Regions from separate parts of the Mus musculus genome. Here region 1 is linked to region 2. Evidence: chromatin contacts called from ENCODE Hi-C or POLR2A ChIA-PET data. All regions are on one chromosome and are shown on one strand. The core of a region is the stretch at or near the end of the contact, and the rest is flanking DNA. Distances in the headings are between cores, read along the strand shown. Region 1 holds the start of Leprotl1 (leptin receptor overlapping transcript-like 1). Region 2 holds the start of Dctn6 (dynactin 6).

The links. Hi-C counts contacts between places; a loop is a spot of excess contacts on that map. ChIA-PET counts read pairs that join two places held with the same protein, here RNA polymerase II (POLR2A).
Region 1: a loop to region 2 is called in a map of gastrocnemius, with 5 times the contacts of the local background. The contact joins the promoter of Leprotl1 here to the promoter of Dctn6 in region 2. A Hi-C loop is called at or near these places in 10 of 37 maps with a recorded cell type or tissue (T-helper 17 cell, gastrocnemius, heart and 3 more). POLR2A ChIA-PET finds 5 or more read pairs at or near these places in 2 of 5 experiments (Patski and embryonic stem cell).

What each region holds. Positions count from the first base shown.
Region 1 is chr8:34,145,195-34,148,237 of GRCm38, forward strand. Leprotl1 (leptin receptor overlapping transcript-like 1) reads right to left here and starts at 1,545. Exons shown (of 4, transcript NM_026609.2): 1 at 1,491-1,545. The coding sequence starts at 1,506.
Region 2 is chr8:34,107,244-34,110,162 of GRCm38, forward strand. Dctn6 (dynactin 6) reads right to left here and starts at 1,469. Exons shown (of 7, transcript NM_011722.4): 1 at 1,176-1,469. The coding sequence starts at 1,198. It also overlaps a transcript of Mboat4 not described here.

The DNA of each region.
Region 1 (3,043 bases), core at 295-2,794, 38 kb after region 2:
ACACACGTAAACAAACTGCTCCACAATGCTCCCCAAACCAGTAACGTCTCTCCAGTCTTATGACACTGGCAGCTAGGTGGCTTATTTTATATCAACGGTGTCTTAAGTGACACACCAGTAAGGTAAGGATTCATACAGTAATTGACTGATGCAACACTCGGAAAATGAAACAGAGAGGAGTGTGGTTTCTACTTCCAAAGCCTCTGGGCCAGGGATGGAACAGCCCAATTACCTAGCAAAAATTCTCTAAAGATGGACTACAAAGACAGAGGTGAAGGGGTCAAGTTCCCCGGCCTGGGAGTTAGCAGAAAATATAATGTATCACAGAGTAGCAGGCAACTGGCTCAAGAAATATGTAATGGTCTTTACAGCAATACTCCTTACTTAAGGGCAATCTAAAGGCCAACAGGAAGAAATATCTTGATAAGCAACCTGTAACTTTAAAAGGCACTGAAATCTTTAAAAAGTAAAATTACCCCCCCCCCCAGTCACTGTCACCAGGATTAACATTATCCAGATTTGGAGAACCATAAAAACTGTTTTCTTTTTTTAAAGAGTCCCTCATTAATGACACCGCAGGTGGGTAGAGAAACGCAGGCAACATCCTAAAAAGAACAGCACTTTACAGTAACTTCCATCCACGTTAGAACTTGAAAGGGTCTATTATAGCTCAAAAAGAGATCCGAAAGTGTCCTAGTTGCTCAGATGACAAGGTTCTATACGAGAAATAACATCTTTTTTTTTTTTAGGCACCGAAAATAAACAAGACACCAGAAAAAACGTGAACCAGGGAAAAAGCTCAGCCAAAGTCGCCCTTACCAGCGAGGTGGAAGCACCACTATCCAACTGTTTTTACTTCCAACTAGGTTATCTCTTCTACAAAGCAGGTCAGGAAATCAAAGTGATCCGCTGATAAGTAAATACAAAACTTTGCTTCTAACCCCAGGGGCAAGACTACTACTGAGCCAAGTTCCCTGTCTTCAAAGAATGCAACATCCCGTTCTCTCTGAAGAAAACACACCAATAGACAAGTAACCTTTCATCAAGGTGTTCGTTACCTTTCTTCTTAAAAAAAAAAAAAAATCACAACTACAAAGTGTCAACGTGCACTTGTGGGGGAAAGGAAGCCAGGAGCACTCTGGGTTAGCATCCGGGCTCTACTGCACCTTAAAAACACCAAAGATGCATTCGATTTAAGAGGCAGGGAAAGCCTGTGCACCGCGATCCCGGGAGCGGATGCAGAGCCCGGGTTTGGGAGACGGGCGCGTTCGTGCCTCGGGTGGGAAACCACACTGGTTTGCCGTGCCGGGCATTCCTCCCGATCGCAGCCCTCAATGTCTCTGGGTGCAAACTCGCGCAGACCGCGTCGGTGGCCGGGTTGCCCCGTTCTGGTCCAGGGGCGGAGCGCCACCGCCGGAGGAGCCCGGCTGGGTCGTCCCCACGCCGCCCCGCCCCATCCCTACGGCCCCGGCCCCGCGGCCCAGGCCCACCTTTGATGCCCGCCATGGCGGTGACGTCGCTCCTGGCTCCACGACCCGGGCGGTGGCCGGGAGACCCGAGACGCGCGGCGGCGGCGGCGGCCAGACAACACCCGGAAGTGCACCCCGCTGCACTTCCGCCGGCGGCTCGCGCGGGGGCGTGGGGGCGCGCGAGGCCGGGCCGGGCCGGGCCGGCGTCCTTCCTTCCGCGGCTGAGGGGGGCCAGCTGGGGACGTGCGGGGCAGCTCCGGCCCGGAGTCCCCGCGGTCTCGAGAAGAGAGCGTGCGGAGCTCGTGAAGATGCGGGCGATGTCTTTGCGGGATCGCCTCACTTTCTGCCCCGCGAGCCCATTTCTCCTCCCACCACCCAGTCTGTGACACGTGAGATGGGTGGTCTCTGCTTCTCTCCTTGGGTTCCTAACACAGATCCCATGAGGTCCCCTCCACCCCCGCAGGGAGTCAACGAGTCATAATGTGAACATAAAGATGCTTCCTCTTGGGAGTCGGAGAGCTTTTCAGTCTTGGTGACAAAAAGGATGGGGAAGTGGGGGGGGGGGCGCCCCGCAGAGATCCTATATATTTATGTAAGCTTCCCACATAGCATATGCTGGGGAACCGGGTAGGCGTTGGGATGAACAAAACCAGGTGTAGTTTCTGCCCTCGGGTTGTTTGCAGACTAGAAAGAGAAAATACTCAAAAGAGAACAAAAGTGCGACGAAGATAATGGATAGCAAGAGGGATCCATCTGCACTCCAAAATATACCACTGGGGCGGCGGAAAGATGACTGTAGCTGAAATCAATTTTAAAAAAGAGAGAGACATAGAAGGGGAATTGGCTGCGCTCCTTTTCTGTACAAAATCAGACCGATTTAAGTTTCTCCTTGTAAAGGTAGCCGGAACTTCCTTTCCTGTGTTACATGAGAAGATATTTGCAACACAAAATTTCCCATGTGTAAATATTTTCATTTCTGAGGAAGAGACAGATGTCTCTGTAAGCAGCCGCAATTGGAGTTTGTAGAAATGTTACAGAAATAGCCTTTATCTCCCTTAGTTTTCCCCTGAAAGCCCAAATTTCTTCCATTTAGTTGCTTTCCCACAGCGTATTGCCTTTTGTTAAAATGCCTTATGGGCTCCCAGACCTAGCCGGTTGTGTTTTCCTTTATTCGGAACCTTGCTAAGCCTGTAAAATACAGCCTGTAAAATACACTCTCCCCTTTAATAGGCCTTACAGCTGCTAATATGTAGGTCTCCTCTGTTGAATCTAAGAAGGCAGAGACAACCTCTATCCTAGAAATATCTAGGAAATAGAAGACATGGGAAATAGTCCTTTGGTTTGATCTGACAGGACTCTTTTAATGGAAAGACAAAGTTGGGTTGTTTGTGTGTGTGTGTGTGTGTGTTGGGGGGCAGATGGAACATGCTCTTTGCTAATAAATGGAACGGGAATTTGGAAAGCTGGAGAGAGGAGAAGCCAATGGGTTGGTCACGGTTGTAGGCCCTATCCGAGAAGTTTTGGAATCTGTACCTACACAGACTGAAAGGGAGTCGCCCTATAAGTTTATTGGG
Region 2 (2,919 bases), core at 219-2,718:
CACACAGCCTATTAGGCCAAAATCACATATACTTTTAAATGCTTAACAAAACAGCTTTGGATTTTATTTCTTAACAGTATTCTAACTGTTCTGTCTTGCTTTCTGTCGCTGTGATAAAGACCATGACCAAATGCAGCGTGGGGAGGAGACGGTTTATTCGCCTTACACTTCCTGCTCACCATGCCCAGGGAGCTCAGGGCAGGAACTATGACTGCTTACTGGCCCACTTGCTAAGTAGCTTTCTTAAATGGCCCAGGCCTACCCGACTGGAGATGGCTCTGCCCACAGTGGGATGGGCCTTCCCATCTCAATCACAGATCAAGACACTCACCCCGACATGGACGATCCTTCAATTGAGGTTCCCTCTTCCCAGATGACTCTAAGTTGTTTCAAGCTGACAGTTAGAACTCATCAGGACACTAACCCTAGAATTTCTACAGACCATCAAATGATAATGCATACCACAAAGTTCTTAGAGCAAAGTTTATTCCTGGGGCGTCACTGTTCTGACACCAGTATTCTCGATTCTGAGCCGAAAGTTGCCCAGAAACACCCTGTCTCTCTAGATCTTTGTCCTGTGATAACTGAATGCTTGCTTCCGGGGCGATCCACGCCCTCTTCTGGCTTGAGAGACAACATTCACACGCACACACCTTAACACCGATACATGCATATACATACAGCTGTATATGTATATGTATATCTCAAGACATTAATCCCAGGACAAAGGAGGCAACGGCAAATGAATCCCTATGCTTTTCTGTTATCCATGCGGTCTCTTTCCACCAACGGCTCTCACTGGTGAAGACTGTGACAGGAAAAGCCATAGTTGCCGGCCCTGGGCTCTCAGGCACTGACATAAGGATGACAGCATCAGTGTCTTCTTCCAGGCCTCCCTCTTCCTGATCAGAGGCAGGGCCGACGGTGCAGCCACCGCTGAGCAGCCTTCTCGCCCGCACAACCTCCCTCAGCCTCCCTGAGTCCCCCACGCAGCCCCAATGGAGTCTGCGCAGGCGTGCTGGGATGGGTGGGGGTCACGGAACAAACCCTCTCCGCCCCCACACCCCACGGACGCCAGGTATGGGATTATGGAGCCATCCACCTATACACCGTCTCAGTGCCCCCACGCCGCGACCAGAAACGGGTTCTGCCCCTGCGGAGGTGTTAACACGTACCTCTTTTGCGTCTTCTCCGCCATCGTCAAGCCCGGGTCTCAGGAAGAGCTGAGATCGATTTTTGCAGCCTGGCTAGAGCGATGATCTCTGCATGGGATTGCAGAGCCTGGCACGGCCTGGGAGAGGCGGGGCCTGAGAGACCCGCCTTCTGCTTTCCAGGTTCGCGCTTGCGTGCTGAGGATGGTTTGCTTTTCGGGGTTGGCTTGGCTTGCTTCGCTTCTGCCTCCTGGAAAGTCGTTTTTTCCACTTGACAGTGTTTACCAAGTCTATCCTAACCCCATCAGCCCTGATCCTTATCGTTAAGTTCACTCTACGTTTAACTTCCTCCCTAAGCCTGTCAAAATCTCTTTTGAACATCAAATCCAGTTTTTAAACGTCTCTTTACAAGCGCGCGCGTGCGCGCGTATGCGTGTGTATGTGTGTGTGCTTGGCTCTTCTGAGGCTTTGTCATCTCACGCTATTAAACTTTGAAGAAACCAAGCTGTCTTTCCATCTCCCAACTACTGCTACGTAGGACCCAGGTGGCATAATAAGGATTCATTCTGAGAAGCAAAACCAGCAGGAGATATGAATTACGAGGGTTTTGTTAGGAATTAGTTAGGGATCTGCTGTGCAAGTTCGAAACCCGTAGATCAAGCTGGGACTTTTTCATTTGGAAGGCCAAGCTGCTACCCACAGGTGGAATTTCTTCTTTTCAGGGGGGAAGTTTCAGTGTTGCTCTGAACCCTTTAAACTGATTGAATCTGGCCCACTCCTGGTTATCCGGGACAATCTGTTTCTTAATTAAGCAATTTCTAGTCACACCAAGAAATATCTTAAAGGGGGTGTGTTGGGGCTGTTGGCTCAGTTGGTACAGTGCTTGCTTAGCATGCATGAAGTCCAGAGTTCATTCCAGAGAGTCACACGAAACTGGCCATGGCAGAACCCACCCATAAACCCAGCCCAGGAAGGATCACAAATTCAAGGTCACCCTTGGTTACTCAGAGTTATGGCTCCTGCCATTTTCCTGGTTTTTATAGTGGTTGTTGTATTGTTTTAACAGTTTTTCTAGTGTGGTTTATTCTTTTTTATGATTTCTCAGAGGGACTTGTTTCTCTCTTCAATCTGAAAGATTCCTTCAGGTCTTCTGTAGACCTGGCTTAGTGGTAATGTGTTCTTTGAGTCTGGTTTTGTTTGTTTGTTTGTTTGTTTGTTTTTGGTTTTTGAGACAGGGTTTCTCTGTATAGCCCTGGCTATCCTGGAACTAACTCTGTAGACCAGGCTGGTCTCGAACTCAGAAATCTACCTGTCTCTGCCTCCGGAGTGCTGGGATCAAAGGCGTGCGCCACCACTGCCCAGCTTTGAGTCTGTTTTTGCAGTAGAAAGTGTTTATTTTTCCTTTAGCTAGAACACGTAGGTTTAGTGGGTGCAGTACCAGAGTACTTTCAGACTTTGAAATACATCATTGTGAGCTCTTGCAAGACGTTTAAAGTTTCAGCTGAACAGCCTACCTTCATTCAGAGGGACACACCTGTTCAGGTGATGTGGTGTGGTGATGCTCTCTTGCACTTTAAATACACTTTTTTTTTTCTTTTATGGTCCTCCATGTTAGTGTTTTAAATACAGTATGACAGGGGAGGTTCTTTTCTGGTCTTCCTGTCTAGTGCTTCCTGTATCTACTTCCTCAATCTCCCTAAACCTGTGGGGGCCTTTCCTGTCACAATTCTTTTGAAACTGTGTTCTAAGCCTTTAGGATAAGATTCTT